2 separate regions of the Homo sapiens genome follow, and region 2 is linked to region 1. The links are chromatin loops, found by intact Hi-C in ENCODE. Cell type or tissue: Caco-2. All regions are shown on one strand. Each heading gives the region's core, and the rest is flanking DNA. Links, peaks and the distances in the headings are about the cores only. Region 1 overlaps LOC101927711 (a long non-coding RNA gene). Region 2 has its middle 47 kb from the start of NTPCR.

Evidence for each region. Peaks named below come from ENCODE experiments on the same cell type or tissue, not always from the same donor. Only the 100,000 strongest peaks of a DNase experiment are listed, where the experiment ranks them.
Region 2: it touches region 1 in a loop (7-fold over the local background); 1 of 110 quality-filtered maps calls a loop at or near these places.

The regions. Positions count from the first base shown.
Region 1 is chr1:232,825,959-232,836,795 of GRCh38, reverse strand. LOC101927711 (a long non-coding RNA gene) reads right to left here. Exons shown (of 6, transcript XR_949278.3): 3 at 4,617-4,775. It also overlaps the pseudogene RNU1-74P. Among named protein-coding and RNA genes, the nearest start is that of MAP10, 26 kb to the right of the region's middle. In Caco-2, for the core only: no CTCF peak of the experiment used is centred there; a DNase peak (open chromatin) is centred at 5,935.
Region 2 is chr1:232,897,921-232,908,757 of GRCh38, reverse strand. It overlaps a transcript of LOC101927711 not described here. Among named protein-coding and RNA genes, the nearest start is that of NTPCR, 47 kb to the left of the region's middle. In Caco-2, for the core only: no CTCF peak of the experiment used is centred there; a DNase peak (open chromatin) is centred at 5,707.

The sequences.
Region 1 (10,837 bases), core at 1,703-9,702:
CAAAACTCTCCTCCTTTGGAAGGCAACCACGACCATCTTTGTTTATTCTCTCATCTTCTGTGTTCTCTCAGTGGGCACTCTGCTAGACTCATTTGTGCTGACTGATATGTTGTTCTATAGAAATTATTTGGTTGTTTCTTCTCTGTGTCTCCTCACTATCCTTTCTACTAAACAGACCATATGCAATTTGAAGGCAGGATCTTTGGGTTTTTCCCCCATAAGATCTAGTATAGGGTAATCAGAAGAATCTGGAATCTGTTAGGAACAACATGACCCTGATCATTTTCCATTTAAATTCTTCATTGCAGTGGGCCCAACAGGGGCAGCATAGCCCCATAGCAAGAGAGCTTTGCCCTTTTGGTGGGGTGGGAGGGTGAGTACATTTCATGACCATGGTATGAATGGTTTGAACCATGAGCCACAAGTTAACAGTACCTTGGCTTAAACTGTATTCCATGTTTAAGAGGTGCCACTCCTCTGTCCTTGTCTTGGAGTGCAATAATGTACCACAGCCCAAACCTTTCCCATACAACTGAGAGTATGCCCAGTTTACAGACATGAGTGTCTACAGTCCACCAAAGAGAGTGAATTGCCCTGGTGTCACTGGCTTATTTTTATGTTTGTCTTCTCACTTCTCTGCACTGTGAGCTCCTTGAAGGCAGAAGCTACAACTTTGTAGCTCCAGGATGTGGAACAGTGTGGCTTATAGCAGGAGCTGAAAATTCATTTAAGTCAAGGAGGAGAGCAGAGCATCCAGGGTCAGCAGGTGAGGCCATGGGATACATCCAAGTGAGACAGGAGAAGGGAAAGAATCATTTCTAAAGGAAGTTATTCTTAGGCTGATGGGAAAATATGCCTTTAGAGAAAGTACAATCACAAAAGTAGTCTAATAGGTGTTATTATGGAGGCCATAAAAATAAAGTATTTGAAATAAAACAGATTAAGGAAGAGAAGAATGCTCATTAAGGGTCAGAAGGGATAGAAGAGAAGACTCAAAAATGTCAAGCCAGCTGGGTGTGGTGGCTCACACTTGTAATCTCAGAGCTTTCACAGATGGGAGGATTGCTTGAGCCCAGGAGTTTGAGACCAGCTTGGGCAACACAGTGAGACCTCATCTCAAAAATCTTAGCCAGGCATGGTGGCATAGTCCCAGCTACTAGGGAGGCTGAGACAGGAGGATCTTTTGAGCCTGGGAGGTCAAAGCTGCAGTGAGCTATGATTGTGCCACTGCACTCCAGCCTGGAAAGCTAAAGTTAACTGAAAACATACAAAAATTAAACAAACAAACAAAAGAACAACAACAACGACAAAAAAAAAAAAAACCTCTATCTCAGTAAAGCAAAAGAAACATGAACAACATTTTTAAACACTTCGTATTTTAGGCAACACTAGAATGTGTAGAAAGTCCTGGAATTTTGTCAAGAATGTGACAGACGGAGATTGGGACAATGTCAACGAACAGCTGTCACTGATGAACTACTACTGTATTTCTATATTCCTGAACTGTATCCATCCTTACAATCACTGATCCACGGAATAAAACCCGGTGGTAAAGAATGTCACAGAAGGTAGAGCAGGGCTCTTTTATGCTCAAGGCTTGGGTCTAAAACTGACAGAAAGGAGCCTCCAGTTCCCTGCACTCCCAAAGAATTGCAAACAGTGGAGCTGGTGTCATCTACAGGAGGGCTCTCTGAGAGATATTCCAATCAATTCTGCTCCCCTCACTGAACCTCCATTCTACCATGCTCCTCCACAATCAACATGAGCAGAAAACTCAGAGTGGGATGAGGAGGAGGATGATGGGAGAGAGAGGAGAAACATCCATGGCTTCGTGAAGACAGCTGGGCTTTCTCTCTCTCCTCACCATGGAATAGTTCCTCCAGCTCCTAGGTCAAACCAAATGGGGACATGCTGTAGGACATGCAGTGTCAAACCTTCATAACAGACTGAGAAGGAGACTCTAAAAGAAAATGATATTTACTTGGGAATGGCTTTGCAATGGAAATACACGTGCCAGAGTAAACTATGCAGATCATCAGGAAGGTTGAGGCAAGGGACAGTTTTTGAAGGCAAAATGAAAAGAATTACATAAGTTGTTTTGAATCAATTATCCTTGGCTGTAAGGATCAATAACAAGGGTGGTGTCAGTCCAAGGTTGGACAAGCAGTTGCTGGACAGATGTCCTTGCAGAAGTATTTTCTCTGTAAGGTTTTGGTGGCCTTTGTGCAAGGTTGTGCTTTTTTGCAGAGTTTGTTTGTGATAGTTCTTATTATCAGGCATACAAGCTTGAGAAATCCCCCATTATGGCCTTTCCCAGTTCCAGTTGTCACAAGTGACTCTATTTTGATTCTGACAACTTTCACATCAGCCTGTGGGCCAAATCCAGCCCACCATCTATTTTTGTAAATAAAGTTTTATTGGAATCACTTCTCGGCCTTTTGGCTAAGACCAAGTGCAGAGTTTTATTGGAACACAGCCATGCCCATTCATTTTCATATTGTCTGTGGCTGCTGTCTCACTACAACTTCAAAGCTGAATAGTCAAAACAGAGACCATATGGCTCACAAAGCTGAAAATGTTTACTAACCGTTCCTTCACAAAAAACGTTTTCTGACCTCTATTCTAGAAAAGTTACCTACAGAGACTACTGGTGCCAGAAAAAGGGAGAGATTGGCTTCCATTCTGGGTTGGAGCAGTAAGTTGGTGATAAGATCAAAATGTTCAGCTGGACCATTTATAAAATGGGGCTGAAAGGTCATTAAGAAGCATGAAAGCAGAATTTGGCAAAGCACAGATGAATACAGGGATTGGAAGAAATAAAATCATTTGAGATTTAAAGCCCACCCACCCATCTCTTCCCTCCAGGAATTTAGACTGTGAACTCTTTGGATGCATTAGATTTGGTTTTATTGAATAATTTATTATACATTTTTATTTATTTCCTTTACTAATTTTTTTAGGAGTACTCTTATTGGGTTGAGCAAAACTTGCTTTTATTTATAAACTAGAAATATTCTGTCTCTGTATGCCTAACTTTATCAATTTTGAGTTTGCAGATGCCCAATATCTGGGACCTAGGAAACAAAATGGGCTGAGCAAAATTCTAAGCTTCAATTTTAAAAGCTAAGATTTGCTTAAAAAGAATTTCTGCAATGCTTCAAAACAATAATAGTGTGTCCTTCGTCACCAAATGCTGTACAGAATGTTAAATTTTACCTGGCTTCTGCCAAGCGTTCTTAGAACAAGCATTTATTATAGATTAGTTTTATTTTACATTAATGGGTGTCTAGGAGAGGGAGGTAATAGCACTTGAGGCAATTTTGTTTTACTATGAAAATTATTTAAGCCTTTAGAAGACGAAATTCAGGGAAATGTACTGTCTTCTCAAAAAATATGTGTTTATAACCCCAAATACAGGAAAAGCTTTTTGAGGAAAGTCATTTTGCTTTGCAAAACAGATTTTCAAACTATTAAGCAAGATAAAAGGTCACATTGACCGTTTGTTTTAGATAATTCATTCATTCCTGGCCAGGATTTTATAAGATTAAAAGAGTGTGCTTCTGAAACAGAAAAAAAAGGACCACAGCATTTATAAACTAGGAGGTCCCTAAATGCTGGAGATTATTCTGATTCCAGAGGGAGCATTAAGGCAGCAATGTAAACATGTTGCTGGTAAGTGAAATTACATTTCAAGCTCTACGCCTTGCCACTCCAAACCTAAATAAATGAATAAAAATTTTCTTCTAACTTGAGATATTTTTCATAGTTACTTCCTAATGTTATTTTAAAATAGCATCAAAAGCTGAAATTCAGTAAATAATATTCTGATCATGCTGTTTACTCAGCAAAAGAGAAGAATTGCCAGAAATCAAGTGCCATCCACATGTCAACTAAGGTCCCTCTGTCCCTTGGAGACCTAGCTAAAAATGACTGCAGTCGTCTATTCCGTGGCCTTTGAGAGGCTTCCTTCACCACCCACCATGGTCAACCTTACCTCTCACCCCCATTTTGCAAACTCCTCTGACTTTACTTCCTCTTGCTTCTCTCTGTTGGTCTTCCATATCTGCATGTGTTTCTTAGTTTGGTTCGACTCAGTCCAGATATACAGCCTAGCCCCACCACAGTCTGAAAAAAAGCACCACTCGCCTTGTACATGAGCTCAACAACTTTACTAAAAATCTGGAGAGCAGCGAGGAGTACCAGGACAGAACACGTGATTTTCCACTATCTCTTGGCTTCTACCCTCCACTCTTTATGTTTCTTTCTTGTCCCTCCCACCTCCACATGCCACAAAGCAAACTGCAAAGTCATCCTCCTGTCACCTACGAAAGTTCTATCTTACCACCTTTGAATTACAGTTTCACAAACAACTACAGTTTTCTCCAAAAGTATTCTGATAATTGAAATGTTCTGTCTTATTAAAATAGCATGAAGCATGTTCTTGTAAGTTTTGGAGACTGAAAAACAGAATCAGTTATCTGTCTTCAGCAGCAAAATGTCAAATAAATTAAATTGATAAACATCATTGACTTTTACAAAGCCCACCTGTACAATGCTGTGTAATGTCTGGAACTCCAGTGATATTCTTTCCTTTAAAAGTTGGAGCCTATACTTACCTGGGAGGGGAGATACCATGATCCATGATCACAAAGATGGTTTTCCCAGGGCAAGGCTCATCCATTGCACTCCAAATGTGCTGACCACTGCAATTTCCTCAAATGTAGGAAACTCAATTGCATAATGTGTGGCAGTGGGAGACTGCGTTCATGCTTTCCCTTGTTTAAAAAAAAAAAAAAAAGTTGGAGCGTAATTCTCTCCATCCTCCCAAAGTGGGCTGGACTTAATAACTTGCTTCAAATGAATACATTGTTTTGGAAGTGATTCCATGTGACATCCAAGGCTATGTCATAAAAAGGACAGCTTTTCTCTGGCTCTTTCTCTGGGGTAGGCTAGTTGCCATGTTGTGAGAACACCCAAGCAGCCCAATGGAGAAGCCCCAGGATAGACAGCGTAGCATGGAGAAGAACCAACTTGCCAGCTATGGGAATGGACCACCTTGAGTCCTCCAGTTGCAGCCAGGTCTTCAGTTGATTTCAGCCATGGCTGATATCTTGACTGCAAACCACCCAACTAAGCTGTTCCTAAATTCTTGACCCACAGAAACTGTGAGAATAATAAATGCTTGTTGTTGTTTTAAGCCACTAAATTCAGGGGTAGTTTACAGAACAATATATAACTAAAACATGTAGATACTAATACAACTTTCTTGGAAAAACAATTAGTTTTTATAAATGAATGAATGTGTGAACATTCAAATCAGAGCATTACCAGAGAAAGAGAATTAGTTAACTAGGGGATCATTTCTTCTAGTGATGCTTTCCTGACTTCCCCAGAGCTGTGCTTCAAAACTTTCACCTGTGGATGGATCATCCCGGGACTCAACTGTAAATGAAGATTCTGATTCAACAGGTCTGAGAATCTGCATTTTTAGCAAGACTCCAGGTAATGTCAACACTACTGGCTGATGGCTTTTTGTCATGGCACTTACCATGGACTCCATTCATCCTAACACCTGGTGTTCAAGGTTATAGGTGACTTTGTGTCAGAGGCACTGGTGGTACTGAACTTTCCCCAAGTCCTGTGCCTCTTGAAAACAGGGGAGATTACAAAACTAGCCCTTCCCAACACACACCTTCAGTGTTCCAAAACATGACTTCTTGCAAGGAATTCCCCTTCCCCATAAGATTTAGATAAAACCCACCGATGACCTCCTTGTTTACCTATGACAAGGTCAGACACGGACCTTCCAATTCCCATTCTGTGTCTCATGAATGATTAGCCATTGGTCCCCACTGGCCAGTGTGGACAAAATGCCATCAATGTGACTTGACCAAACTCTGCTCAGGCTCCTCACCTTCCCCCAGGCCCCTGGACTTTGGTCCTTTCTTGCATGTAGGAATGCAGAACAGCCTCTCTATAAGACCTGCTCCAGAGAATGCAATGGCCACAAACAGAGACTGAGCCACTGTTTGATCATGCCACTGCCTCATCCCACTCCCCCACATGCTTCTTGGTAGGCTTCTCTACTCCTTATGAAAGAAAGACCTTTTTCTGCTGACCTCAGAGATGCACACTGATCCCATGGTTATGGCACTCTCTGCATTGCTATAGTCTCCTTCCCTAATGCTGCAGTTTCCTTTCCTAGAGCAAGAGTCTCCCCACCCTTGTTGCAATAATCCTTTTGCATATCATCTCTCCTTACCTGAGGTCAATTTATTTTCTCTTTGCTTTTCTTTTTTTTGAGACGGAGTCTTGCTCTGTCGCCCAGGCTGGAGTGCAGTGGTGCAATCTCGGCTCACTGCAACCTCTACCACCCAGGTTCAAGCAATTCTCCTGCCTCAGTCTCCTAAGTAGCTGGAATTGCAGGTGTGTACCACCAGGCCCGGCTAATTTTTGTATTTTTAGTAGAGACCTGGTCACCATGTTGACCAGGCTGGCCTCGAACTCCTGACCTCAGGTGATCCACCTGCCTCGGCTTCCCAAAGTGCTGGGATAACAGGCTTGAGCCATCTTGCCCTGCCCCATTATGCTTTGAGGGATTTACTTCTTTGGGTTTGAGATGTAGATCCCTTGAAAATCTAGAATCTCTTGTCTGAATCTACAGTAAGAACTGCTTTTCCCACATGATTATAATCACCTTCTTAATTATCTGTGTCTCACAGTAGATTGTAAACGGGGACAACAGGGACTGTGTCTGACTTATTTCTCATGTTCCCCTAGACTTTTACAAAGCATTCATGTGGTTAAGTGCTGTATATGTGCTGAACAAGTGAATGATTATTAGAAATATTGATGGTAGGTGCCATGTTTTGAGATGCTGGAATATTTTAAAATGTGCAATTTACCTACATTGTTTAGGAAATGAATATAGATAAATTTAGCCTAGTCATTTGACCATATATCTCTCCAAATTGTCCTTTCAGTAAGAAGTCTCATATTCAAAATGGGGTATTTGGATAATCAGCATCTAAGCTTTGTTTCCATTGTGAATGAGTCTCCACTAAGCATGGCCTATGTCTCTGAAATAAAAGTCCTTCAAACCACAGGATCTCAGCACTAGAAAAATATTAAGAGAAAAATTTGAAAGAAATTTCCTAAACACAGTGCTAGGAACAGTCAATCACAGGAGAAATCTTTTCCCACTGAGCAGTATATTGCTATCAGAACCTGGGAAATAATAAGCAAAGTACATTTAAATGGAAAAAATTACTCCTTTCAATAACTCTAGCTTTCGAAGTATGTATAGAAAGAAATTCAGAGCTAATGGATCAACTTTAGTGAGCCTAAGCAAAAACCAATTTGGAAAACCCACACTTCAATTAACCTGAAATGAAAACTGGGGTGACAGAAAAAAAGATACAGCTAATAGAAGACATTAAATTAGTGCTTTTCTTGACCCAAGAGACAAAAGAAGAAATAAATTTATCATGATTTACCTTTCACATAGAGGAAAAAAATCTGAATACTTTCCAAAATATTAATTTGTTTCCAAAGTGCTTAATGATTAGGTATATTCCTTTTTTTTTTTTTTTTTTGCAGCTATTGTAAAAGGGGTTGAGTTACTGATTTTTGTGGGCTTTTTTTGTTGTTTTGTTGTTGTTGTTGTTTTGAGATGGAGCCTCGCTCTGTTACCCAGGCTGGAGTGCAGTGGCACGATCTCAGCTCACTGCAACCTCTGCCTCCCGGGTTCAAGTGATTCTCCTGCCTCAGCCTCCCAAGTAGCTGCGATTACAGGCACGCCATCACAGCCCCGCTAATTTTTGTATTTTTAGTAGAGACAGGGTTTCACCGTGTTGGCCAGACTGGTCTCAAACTCCTGACCTCAGGTGATCTGCTCACCTCAGCCTCCCAAAGTGCTGAGATTACAGGCATGAGAGACAATGCCCGGCCTGAGTTGTTGATTTCATTCTCAGCTTGGTCGCTGTTGGTGTATAGAAGAGCTACTGATTTGTGTACATTGATTTTGTATCCAGAAACTTTGCAGAATTATTTTATCAGTTCCAGGAGCTTTCTGAAGGAGCCTTTAGGGTTTTCTAGCTAAACAATCATATCATCGGCAAACAGCAACAGTTTGACTTCCTCTTTACCAATTTGGATGCCCTTTTTTTCTTTCTCTTGTCTGATTGCTCTGGCTAGGACTTCTAGTACTATGTTGAAGAGGAGTGGTGACAGTGGGCATCTTTAAGGAAAACTACAAAACACTGCTGAAAGAAATCATAGACAACACAAACAAATGGAAACACACCCCAAGCTCATGCTCGTGGATAGGTAGAATCAATATTGTGAAACGGACCATACTGCCAAAAGCAATCTACAATTCAATGCAATTCCCCTCCAAATATCACTATCATTCTTCACAGAATTAGAAAAAAAAAATCCTAAAATTCATATGGAACCAAAAAAGAGCCCGCACAGCCAAAGCAAGATTAAGCAAAAAGAACAAATCTGGAGACATCACATTACCTGATTTCAAAGTATACTATAAGGCCATAGTCACCAAAACAGTATCATACTGGCATAAAAATAGGCACATAGACCAATGGAACAGAATAGAGAACCAAGAAATAAACCCTAATACTTACAGCCAACTGATCTTCAACAAAGTAAACAAAAACGTAAAGTAGGGGAAAGACACCCTATTCAACAAATGATGCTGGGAAAAATGGCAAGTCACATGTGGAAGAATGAAACTGGATCCACATCTCTTAGGTTATACAAAAATCAACTCAAGATGGATCAGGAATTTAAATCTAAGACCTGAAACTATAAAACTTCTAGAGACAACATAGGAAAAACTCTTCTAGACATTGGCTTAGGCAAGGATTTCATGACCAAGAACCCATTTAAGCAAATGCAGTAAAAACAAAGATAAATAGTTTAGACTTAATTAAACCAAAGAGCATTTGCACAGCAAAAGGAACAGTCAGCAGAGTAAACAGACAACCCACAGAGTGGGAGAAAATCTTCACAATCCATACACCTGACAAAGGACTAATACCCAGAATCTACAATGAACTCAAACAAATTAGCAAGAAAAAACCAAACAGTCCCATCAAAAAGTGGGCTAAGGACATGAATAGACATTTCTCAGAAGAGGATATACAAATGGCCAACAAACATATGAAAAAATGCTCGACATCACTAATAATCAGGGAAATGCAAATCAAAACCACGATGCGATACCACCTTACTCCTGGAAGAATGGCCATAACCAAAAAATCAAAAAATAGGCCTGGCATGGTGGCCCACACCTGTAATCCCAGCACTTTGGGAAGCCGAGGTGGGTGGATCACCTGAGGTCAGGAATTTGAGACTAGCCTGACCAATATGGTGAAACTCTTTCCTGTCTCTACTAAAAAATACAAAAATTAGGCAGGCATGGTGGTGCACGCCTGTAATTCCAGCTACTCAGGAGACTGAGGAAGGAGAATTGCTTGAACCTGGGACGCGGAGGTTGCAGTGAGCCGAGATTGTGCCACTGCACTCCAGCCTGGGCAACAGAGCAAGACTCTGTCTCAAAAACAAAACAAAACAAAAAAATAAATAAATAAATAATAGATGTTGGCATGGATGCAGTGAACAGGGAACACTTCTACACTGTTGGTGGGAATGTAAACTAGTACAATCACTATGGAAAACAGTGTGGAGATTCCTTAAAGAACTAAAAGTAGATCTACCATTTGATCCAGCAATCTCACTGCTGGGTATCTACCAAGAGGAAAAGAAGTCACTATATGAAAAAGATACTTGTGCATGCATGTTTATAGCAGCACAATTTGCAATTGCAAAACCGTGGAACCAACTAAAATGCCCATCCCATCAATCAATGAATGGATAAAGAAACTGTGAGATATATATAGATACACATACACACACACATACACACACACACACGATGGAATACTACTCAGCCATAAAAAGGAATGAGTTAATGGCATTCACAGTGACCTGGATGAGTTTGGAGGCTATTATTCTAAGTGAAGTAACTCAAGAATGGAAAAACAAACATCATATGTTCTCACTCATGTGTGTAGGCTAAGCTATGAGGATGCAAAGGCATAAGAAAGACACAATGGATTTTGGAGACTCAGGGGGAAAGGGTTGGAAGGAGGTGAGGGATAAAAGATCACAAATTGGGTGCAGTGTATACTGCTTGGGTGATAGGTGTGCCAAAATCTCACAAATCACCACCGTAGAACTTATTCATGTAACCAAGCACCACCTGTTGTCCAATAACCTGTGGAAATAATTTTTTTTAGAAAGAAAGGGTGCTTAATGAGACTTTTGGTCTACTTACTGATCTAAAGAAAACATATGGTGGTAAATGGTTTGAAAACACAGCTCAAATTATTTTCTCCCTGCATCTATGCCCTTTTGCAGTGTGAGTTTGTAGCTCCTGGCAACAGAGGTGTAGTTTTTTGTTTTGTGTGCGTGTGTTTTTCCCCACCCATTGTATCTCAACTAGCCTTGTGACTTACTTTGACAAGCAGAATGAAGCGCATGGGATATTGTGTCAGTTCCAAGTCTAGTATCAAGAGGCTTTGCACATTCTGTTCATTCTCCTGGAACCATGCCACTACCATTAAACCAGCTTGGACTTTTTCTGATGATGCTGGGAGCCATGTGGAAGAAAACCAAGGTGCCCCAGCTTGCTCACAGCCAGTTCTGGAAGCAAAAGTATCTGGCCTGCCTGCAGCAAGCCGAAGACTCACTAGTGAGCCCAGGCAACACAGACCAAGTCAGAACCACTTGGCTGACTTGAGTAATGAATCATTGC
Region 2 (10,837 bases), core at 1,639-9,638, 72 kb before region 1:
TTATGGGTTGAGTCTTTACCACTTGGTAATTTCCAGAAAGTTCCCTTCTTGCTAATGCCCTTTGCAAATTGCTGCTCTCTACTTTATGAATTAACAGGATTTATGCTTGATGTGGCAGATTTCTTTCTTTCTTTCTTTCTTTCTTTCTTTCTTTCTTTCTTTCTTTCTTTCTTTCTTTCTGTGCTGTCTTTCTTTCTGTGCTGTCTTTCTTTCTGTGCTGTCAAGGCGTGTCTTTAGAGGAAGACTTCATTCAACTTAATAACCCAAGTCAGCCAGTTTTCACGGAATGCCATGGGCCCCACACTTCTAGCCCAGAGTCTCAGCTAACAGCAGGTGCCCCCACCCAGCACCATCACGTTTTTTATGCAGCACAGGTAAATGCCCCCAGGAGCAGCAACTCTCACTGACATTCTCTCCTGCACTTTACCACTCAACCAGCGCATGCCCAGGTCACCTGGGTGTCAGGAACAGTCAAAGTAGCCCCCCATTGTGCTTGGAGGGCCATTGCCTTTGACACAAAAAAAAAAGGAGGAAAAGAAACATAAAGCTGGATGACTGCTCCCCATTTTGCCCCTGGTTGGTTATATTGCAGGGTAGAAGGCTTCACTTTATATTTTAAAGAAAAATAAAACTTTAACTGCTTCCTATATTAAAACCTCTATGACAAATTTAGTCAGAGACTTAAAAAGCACCATTTAAAAAAATAGACTATAGGGATGTGATCCATGTCGGAACCTACTTACCACTGCTGGCTACCATCCAGAAAACATGAAACAGTGTCCAAATTACATTTTTAGAAAAGGCTATCCTTGATAATATATAATATATCCTTTTATTCATTATTGAGACCCAAAGTTTAAGGCATTTGAGAATGTTTCTTTTAAGTAACAGAGCAAGGGGGATGGAGAGAAAGAAAGAGAGAGGAGAAAATGTAAGTTAATCTGTTTGGGGCAAAAGCTTTTTAGAAGCTCTGCAAAGAAAAAATACGAAGATAATAAAATAGCTGTTGGAAAAGAAATTCATTTTGATTGATTATAAATTACTCATTTGCTAATAAAATAGCTACACTGTAGCTGCCATTATGATTGCTACTATTAAAAGGAAATACTTAACTTGTAGGCACTATTATTACCAGTTAAAGGTTTCTGCTTTTTTTCTTAAGTCAAATAACAAAAGCATGGAAGGAGCAAATTAAAGTACCAGAAAAAGGAAAATCCAATTTGTAACTAAATTTTCCACAGGATGATTCTTTTCCCAGCCCCTTACTTCTTCTTCTTCTTCTTCTTCTTTTTTTTTTTTTTTTTTTTTTAGTATGTTTCTTCCACCCAGGTTTGTTCCAAATTAAATTCTGGTTTTTATCCATTTAAATGCAGATTCCTGAAAAGCAAATAATATGACATTAACAAAGAAGAAGAAACCCTGGCCCCGAAATTACCTAGTGAAATTGTCTTTGCTCAGGTGTGCGGGGTATTGGAGGTGTAATAACACTGAATAGAACAACTCCATCATACCTCTCCACGGCTGCTTTAGTGAGAATTGGTTGGATGTTAACTTGGGACTTTACCACGGCAAAGCAAAACCCTGTCAACAAGCACAGGCAGTGTGCAGTTCCCTCACACACACCTTGTGCCATTCAGCGCTGGGTTTTCACTGCCTCTGCAAGAATCTGCCATGCCTGGGGTAGATGTTGGGTGGAGACGTGGAGGTGATTGACAAGTCCCTAATTCCCAGAATTTCACAGTGAAGAAGGGAAGATCGATGTGTGTGCGAATGACCATAAATAGCGATACAAATTTTAAGGGAAATGAGGGTGCAATGAGGGAGAGAGAGATTGTGATGGGCCCCACCGGTGGAGGAGGCACAATTTGAAAAGAGCTTTGAGATGTTACAGGGTCTTTGACAAGCACAGGTGCTCAAGATGGAAATGTAGCCCTTCTGTGATAACTACATTTTCTAACCCTGAGCAGGTGTATATGTGGGGGAAGGGTGCCTAAGGATCTGTCAACTGAAAAATGGTGATGTTCATAAATCAGGCAATTTATTTCTCATAAAGGGCTGCAGCCTGCAGGGTGGCCACCCTGACAGGCTGGGAAGCAGAGCCTCCGGCCAGGCCAGCGCGGGCCAGCCTGACACTGTGAGGAAGGGACAAAGGGAACAGAAATTTATGCTGAGTGGGATGCCCAAATATACGTATTTAATAAGCTCTAGGAAGAGTCATGAATATCTATGGGAGGAGAAACATGCACGTGAGCGTTTTGAGCTTTATGCCCCTTCATGGGTCCCAGATACAAAAAATAGCAGCATTAACATGACCTGAGGGAGGAGTGGGCCCTCTGATGTCAAAAAGTGAAGCAGAGAGCACAAAAACATGTACTGTGGTGCATTCTTCATAGACTAGCCAGAACCATTCCCTGGCCAGTGGTCTCTTACCAGTCAAAAAAGGAGAGGTAGCATCTGGCAGTTTGTCAATATCAGTGGTGGAGTCCTTGGAAAAGACTTGTTTCTGTGAAGCCCTTGGAGAAGAAAGCCTAACTGTGGTTAGTAAGGGAGCGGGTAAAACAAGTGTCTGAGCCTCCATCCACCATGGCAGAGAACTCAGTTTTCAAGGTTACTCTGGGGTTCTCTTGGCTAGGAGATAGTCCATTTGGTCATTTGAGGGGCTTCAAATTTTATTTTTAGTTCACGGATTACTTGATTTAGTAGCCCAATTACATCAAAATTCTATCCCTGTCTCCTCTCTGCGGCCCTTGATCCAGTAGCTATATGGCTGCAGCTATTCCAGACATCATATCTAGACCCAACAGCTGATGAAAAAGAGCTACGGTCTCCTCTGGAAGTGCTTTCTTAGGAGACAGAAACCCCTGGAGATCTTTATCTCATTTCTTATTGTTGAGGCTGGAGTCACATGTCCCCTCCTGAATCAACCCTAGCAACAGGAAATGACATCATTGTCCTCAAACCCAACTGGCTCTTCTGTGGAGCTAGTGGTGGAATCTGCACCTCCTGAGGCAGGAGGCTGAGCAGGGAATGGATAGACACCTGAGCACAATTGAGGCTCTGACTGCAAGGAAGAAAGAGAAAATACGTGTTCTGTTTGCAACCAGTAGTATCTACTAATAGGCAAATTATGACCATTTGACTTGGAAATAGGAATATCCATTCTGTCATTGAGATCAGTGGTTCCCAAATTCAGCTTCCTCTGATTCAGTTCAAGACTCATGACAGAAGATGCTGACTCAGCAGGTCTGAGTGTAACTGAGCACAGCCTCGGCTGCTTGCTGCTTCCAAAGCCAATAACAAGGATGAAGTGCAGTGAAAGGAAAGTGACTTTAGTTCCAAAGCTAGCACTGGGAGTAGGGAAATGGCCAAGGCTCATGCTCTAAAGGAACCACTTCAAAAGTTTGGGCTGAGTACAGGGGTTTAAAAAGGGAACTTTGATATAGGAGGCATGCAGGGGTTGTGTGGGGGTATAGGGGATGTATGTCTTGTTTCAATGCCTATCTTGAGTTATGGTCCACCTGGAGCATAGGCTGGTGCCATCTCAACAATGGACAGCCTTTAGAGTGTCCAATCTTCAAGTGGGGGAGAATTCCACAATGGGGCTTTTACACCTGATTTGTTTCAAATTTGCCCGTGGAATTTCTTAACAAGCATAGAGTTAGATAAATGTGCATGGTATGAGTTTAACAAGCATACAGTTAGATAAATGTGCATGGGGTAAAAGAGTGTATGGTAGAAAAGGGAAGAGAGGGGAATTTCAAAGTAAATTTCAACGCTATGTGTTAAAACTAAGGGAAGAAAAGGTTTCTGTAATTTGCTTCCAGGTTTCATCTTGAGACTAGGGAGAAAGGAGAAAAAGAAGAAGAAAGAAGTTTAAGGATGTGTTTTGAAGCTAACCTTCTGGATTGCATGAGAAGGGCTCAGAAGTCTGCTGCCTGGGTCCATGCTCACTCAAGGGCTTTGTATGCTAACAGAATGATGTGGTGGAATGACTCAGCTCTCCTCACTGCCACTACTAACTGCAACGTGAACTCACTCAGCACACAACATGCATGAGCTGGTCTGTGCAGATACTGCACAGGTGCTGGGGCTGAAGCAGAGGCACTAATGGGCCTGGGTTTCCAGGGAAACTTATGCCCAGTGAGAAGTCCTTAGCCTCAATAAAATGAGATTCTACTAGAAGAGATTTATCAGTCAAGAATGGGTTTGAAAGCAAGTATCAAAAAGCCTGACACCAGTGCTTTGAATACAGAGGGATAGTCCTTATTTTACTTACCCCATAAATGTGGAAGGAGGACATGCAAAGCTGGTGCAGTTAGTCATAAGTGCCATCAAGCACCTGGGCACACTGACATCCAAGTGATCCCATGTAGCCGAGGAAGCATGGTCTCCCAGCAGGGCAGTGCCCAGAGGACAGAGTACAGTCCTTACTTGCCACTGTCCCCAGGGCGGGGCAGTGGGATCCTTTCCGCAGTGGCTATGTCCAGGTCACACCCCACTTCTTATCAACGTCTAAAGGAGCTTGATACCTTGATATTCTACAAACAGCAAAATGGCCAGGAATGTAGAACATCTCACCATGGACTAAAATATATGTAGCTTACTCTAGTATAATATAATATGAATATCAGCATGCATATATATGTGTTTAGGACTATGTATAGTGAGTTCAGTCATTAATTTTATTATGGTTTTAGAGGTTTAAGTTAAAGAAGCTCTCAAGCTATTAATTATATACCCCTACATAGATGTCTGGGCACATACAATAAATCACAACATGATTTTAGAATAAGCCTACCTCCTTCTATAGTAGTAAGGAACAGATTCAATTGCAAGCACAGCAAAACTCCAAATAAAAATAACTTAAATTTAAGACAGAATTTTTTTCTCTCACTCACTTAAACCTGGAAATAGACAGTCCAGATCTGGTATGTTTCCTCTACTTCCTAAAATCCTCAGGGACCCAGACTTGTTCTATTTTGTCACTTTATCAGCTCTGGGCCTTGATCCCAAAGGCGCTGCATGGTCCAATGTGGCTGCTCCAGCTCCAGTCATCGCATCACCAGCTCATTTCAGACAGCAAGAGCAAGGAAAGGAGAATAAGGTAATGCCCTTGTAAACCAAAAGTAACATTCTAAGCCCACCAACCAACTGATGGATCCCTCTCTCAGCTAAGGGCATTCCAAAGTAAACCTGAAAAGGTAGTTCAGGCCATGATGGGCAGTGGGAGTCAGGCATGCATCATTATACCCTCCTCCCTTTGGAATTCAGGCAGAACTGACCAGCATTATCATTAAAAGATATCTTAAGACTGACAAAACAGACTCTTTGTGGCAATAAGATACCAAATTCCAACCTAACTCTAGCATAACATCATATAACACAGAACAGGCCCTGAAAGAAATCACAGTATTTTACCCCAAAATACATTTCTTTGACATATTTTGCAATGGCCCTGCAAAGCTGTCTCTTGTGAAGAAAATGTGCATTCTGTAGAGAATCTCTTTCCCTTTCCAGGTCTTTTCCCTGATCCAGGAAAGAGTTAACCAAGAGTCTGGCCCCTTTTAGATCTGATAAGAGCACTGAAGCCTGCTACCTGGAGGCTTCATCATAAGAACCTTGATCTCCACACCCTCTTATCTTAACCCAGACACTCCTTTCTATTGCTTCCAGATTTTTAGATAATAACTTAACTCTTCCAACCAATTGCGAATCAGAAAATCTTTAAATCCATCTATGACCAGGAAGTCTCCCCTGCCCCCCGACCCCCTTCCCATTTCGAGCCAATGTACACCTTATATGTACTGATTGATGTTTGCCTGTAACTTCGGTTCTCTTAAATGGTACAATCAAGCTGTAAACCAACCACCTTGGGTACATGTTCTCAGGACCTCCTGGGGCTGTGTCATGGGTCATGGTCCTCACATTTGGCTCAGAATAAATCTCTTCAAATATTTTACAGAGTTTGACTCTTTACACTGGTACCCCAGCATTTTAAGGACCCTTTCCAGAAGTTTCCCACTACTCTTGTTGTAGCCCATTGGCTGAAATGCAATCATATAACCACACTAAGCTGTATGGGACAGGAGAGAATTAACTCTGGGTGAAACTGCCATTGCAAAATTATATCTGAGAAGGTGAAAAAGAGATCTGACCTAACCAACTCCATCTTGCTTCTAACCTCCAAGGTGCCCTTATTCATTCCTGGGTGTAGACTCAACTAACTTTGGGAGGAATTTAGTTTATAGTTTATAGCGTAAAACAAAGAAGATAACAGCCCTTTCCCAAAACAAACTCCCTTCTTGGCTCGGGACTAAACTGCCTTTGTAGAACTAACAAATTAGCCAAAAGATTATGGTTTAGGACTCATGCAGCTGGAGACTACAAGATTCTGACCCTTCTCAAATTGTTCCTGGGGATAACATCACTATTGTAAAGCCTCAGATCAGTGCTTGAGATACTTTGCAGATCCTGCACTTGGGGGATCAGCTGGCACCACCCAGGTCAATAAACGGGCTCATCTGATCTTGTGGGACCCTCCCAGGAACTGACTCAGTGTAAGACAGCTTCGACTACCTATGATTTCATCTCTGACCTGACCAGTCAGCACTCCTTACCCACTGGTTGCCCCCTACCCACCAAGTTATTCTTGAAACCGCCAATCCCCGAATGCTCAGGGAGACTGATATGAGTAATAATAAAACTCCCGTCTCCCATACAGCCAGCTCTGTGTGAATTACTCTGTCTCTATGCAATTCATCTGTCTTGATAAATCGGCTATGTCCAGGCAGTGGGCAAAGTGAGCCCGTTGGGCGGTTACATGGGTAGCCATATAGGCCAGGCTAAAATAGACAAGGACAGCTAGCAGGCTCAGCCTTCCCTCCTTGCTGAGGAATCACTGAGACCTCAAGCAAGAAGTGAGAAAGTCCAGTCCAGTCCTTTCAAGATCCTATTTCTCCTCAACCCGGGCCTGTGTCCCAGTGAATCTTCTCTGTGTTCTCTGGGACAAACCTGTCCCTGCAAGTAGGCACTGAAATGATATTTTCCTATATTTTCCAGAGAGAGGGGTGTGGGGGCTGTGGTATTTTTAAGTGACATGTTGCAGCCCCTACTTCACCATTAGAGGCATGCAGATTATAATGGATGGGCTGAGCTGGCTTGAAGGACCCTAGGAAGGGCAGACGCTGGTGACTTCTATTCCTAAATTAGCAGTGTAAAGTCAGTGCAATCCTGCCATTTAAGAGGATTTGCCTTTCTCGGTGCATCTCCCTAAAGTGAAAGCTGCAGGTGCTTATTATCAGGACTTGGCTTCCTGCTTTCGTTCTGTGCATTCTTTCTCTTTGCATAGTTTTAACAGTTGAGAAAGTGACATGGCCTGCTCTGGCATTTGACAGAAAGAGAGCAGATTCTAGGTCAGAGCACTTGAAAACGGCTCTCCCACTTTGCTGAAGCCTTGGGCTGTGACACTTGGCTGGCCCATACAATGAAATATGCCTTAACATCCTGTGAGTTTGATCTTCAATTAGTACCTGTGCATTATGTATCAATTATATGACCTCCTCCTAGCCCTCCCTTAGCTTTCTAGAATTAGCAGGGCAGACCTGGAATTCCACAGGGAACTAAAAAGGACACTGTCGCAAATAAGGAAATAGATCAAATTTCTAAGTTTAGCAGCGACTTCGCCTTCACACAGAGATTCCCAGAACGCCAAGCCTCGGTGCCAGTTTCTGCGGCCCGTGTCCTCTCCTTTGAAGTTCATGTACTACGCATAGCAAGGCTGGCAGCTCACACTATTTGTAGATGGGTGATAGAAACATTACCTATCCCTGCTTCCTTCTTGCTTTCCAACCACGAAATGGGGTGGGCTAGACCTCAGGGAGGCAGCTCCAGGAACTTCACCCCTGGCTCAGTTTCCAGAAATAATTGTAGTGAGCGCCCTAACCCCTCAGGGGCTGCATTCTAAATGGCTCCTAATATGCATGCCTGGGGCACAGATTCAGTCTCCTCCAGGCTGGAGGGGAGTGGAGAGTTCTGAATCCTAGCTCCTGTAAATTGATGTTAAGTTCTGTAAGAAAACCCTTTTTCCTCTCTATAATTTTTACCGGGCAAAGGAAAAACGCCCTAGTCATTCCATAAAGCCTAGATTTCCCCAAGAGATTTAAACTCTGTTTTGTTTGTTTGTTTGTTTTTCAGAGCACAGTTATTATGCTGCTGCATTTCTGTATAGAAATGCCTCACGGATCTATTTCTTGCATTTCCCAGGCTTATATGTTGATTCCCTGAAAACCATATCAAACAACTTTTACTTCAGCTCTTGCCACCAGAATTATTTCTTGGTATGTTAATCAGATTTTCTGAACCCTAAATCACGGCTCATTATCTAATGCATGTTCAGAAAATAAATGACTTAAATTATGACCGACCTTGAAAATCTGGTACATTTAGTTGACAAGTCCCTAGGTCCAGCTAGCCAAGTCCGTGTTTTTGGGTCGTCTGCCCTGTGGCATGAATAATAGCAACATTTATGTGCTTTCTATGTTCCAGGTACTGGGCTAAATGCTTCAAAGACACTCCTCAAAAGGGCTTTGACAGAAATGTTGTTCCTGGCTTGGGAGATGCAGTGCAGAATGGCTTTTCACATGCCATGGCCCATTCCCTTGCCTTCCTCCACCATAATGGAGGAGCAAGGAGAACAGCCTTCCCATCCTTCCTTGCAGCTGGGGATGACCATGTGACAGATTCTGACCAATGAGATACAAGCTGAAGTTTCTTCTCCTCTGGAGAAAATAACAAAGCCTTATTCAGAAGGATTGGTCTTGTCTGCCTTCTACCTGCCTGGAACTCAGACACAAAGCCCAGAGGAGCAGCATGAGGAAGAAAGTTCTTTAGAAAAGGAATTTAGAAAGAACCTGAGTCCTTGATCTCTCTCCTGAGCCATTCCACCAGCCCTGGACTTTAGACCCCCAGACACCTGGTTGTGTGAGATGAATATCATCCTTTTTAGTTAAGTTTGGTAGTTGAATGCTCCGTAACTTACAGCCATGTACTAGCAAATGCATAGCTCTTTGTCATGTAAGTGTCACAGGATCCTTCGGGCGTTGCCTTTCCAACCAGATACCTCTGTGGCCTTTACCCAAGTTTTGCTAGGGCCCACTGGACTCATTCTGCCCACTTAGCTTGGCAGGCTGCACCCAGCTCATGCTACCAGCCCAGATGCCATGCCTGCCAAGGGTGAGCCAGGTGGTGTGGTGCTGCAAGGGGTGTGTGAGTAAATGATCACAGGGTCTGGCCACTGTGCACAGCCAGGCACGTTGGCTGCGGCAGGGAAGGCAGCTCCAGGTGCAGGTGCCTGACTCCCTGAGAGGCTGCAGCTGGACCAGGTGTACCACAAGTGGCTTCCACTGCAGGCACTGGGGAACAGAGTGGCACCCGCAAGCTTGGAGATGCCAGGAACTGCAGAGCCCCAAAGAGGGTATTACAGCCCTGGCTCGGGGAGCTCCTAGGTCTGGGCTCCCCAAGGGGCTGCAGCTCTTCTCTCCTTCTCTCCCTTTTGCCCACAACATGGTGAGCAGGGGGTGTGTTTCAGCCCTGTTGTGTTGTTGTGTTACAGCTCTCTCAGTCCCGCCATTCAGCAGGTCATAAGTTCTTGTCTGACATCCAAGAAGAATGAGGTGTGCAGAGAACTGTACTGTGAGCAAGGTGAAGAAGTGCTTTATTGAATGACAGTACAGCTCTCAGGTGACCCAAAGTGGGTAGCTCCTATCTGCAGGCAGCTCATCCCGACAAGTGTGCAGCCCTCAGCAGAGAAGAGACCTGGAGTGGGTAGCTCCTTTCCTCAGGCAAGTCATCACAATGAGTGCAGCCCTCAGCAGATCAGCAGAGAGGAGACCCACAGTGGGTAGCTCCTATCTGCAGGCAGGTTGTCCCGACATCTCCCTGAGTCTGACTGAGTCCAGCTGAGTCCAAGGATTTTTATGGGTTCAGAAGGGAGAAAGTGCATGCTGATTGGTCTGTGGGTGGCCCAGAAAAAGCACCAGAGGTTTTCATTCCCGACTGTGGACTCCACATGGAATTGGCAGCCTAGCCCCCAGGCTTCAGGCCCTCCCTGTTTGAAGGTGGGCTTCACCAGAGACCTGCCCTTTTCTGCCCAGAAACCTGTCTGCCTCCTGCCACCATCTACATGTCACCCATGGTGCCCAGGCTGTTCATGCTGAGGAGTGCCTGCAGGCCCACACAAAACCACCCTCAACACCCCCTCGGCCTCCCTCCTGTGCTCCTCAGTGCCCAAAGTCCAGAGGGGGCTGAGGCAGCTGGGAGCTGGTGTATCAGCACTACCTCAAGTGCACACACACCTGGTCAGTGGTGACAGCACCCAGGCTCAGCCACAACTTTGCTCCAAAATTGGAGTGGGCGCCGGGAGTGGGGAGAGGCCAAGCAGTAGGAGCAGGCACTTCCAAGCCTGCGGGAGCAGGGGGCCTTCCCGGGTGCCCCAGAGCACAGGGATGCCCAGGTCCACAGCTGCAGCTGGGAGGCTGCAGCTATGCCCAGGAGGGTGAGGCTCCCACCCCTTCAACTCAGAAGAGGGCATGGCTCCCACCTGTTGCTGGCTCTGGATGGCTCCATGGAGTGCGCAGCCCTAGCTGTGCCTCCCCCATTGCAACCAGCGTCTTCACAGCGGCCACCCCAGATGGGCCACCCCTGCCATGATAAGGAGTCTAGGGCAACATAGGTTATGTCAGATAGGTTATGTCACTTGTTCAGTGCCACTCAGCCTACCAGTGGTAATGCTGGTGTACACTGAAGAAAATGACTTAGGTAAGTCTCAATCAGTTTAGAG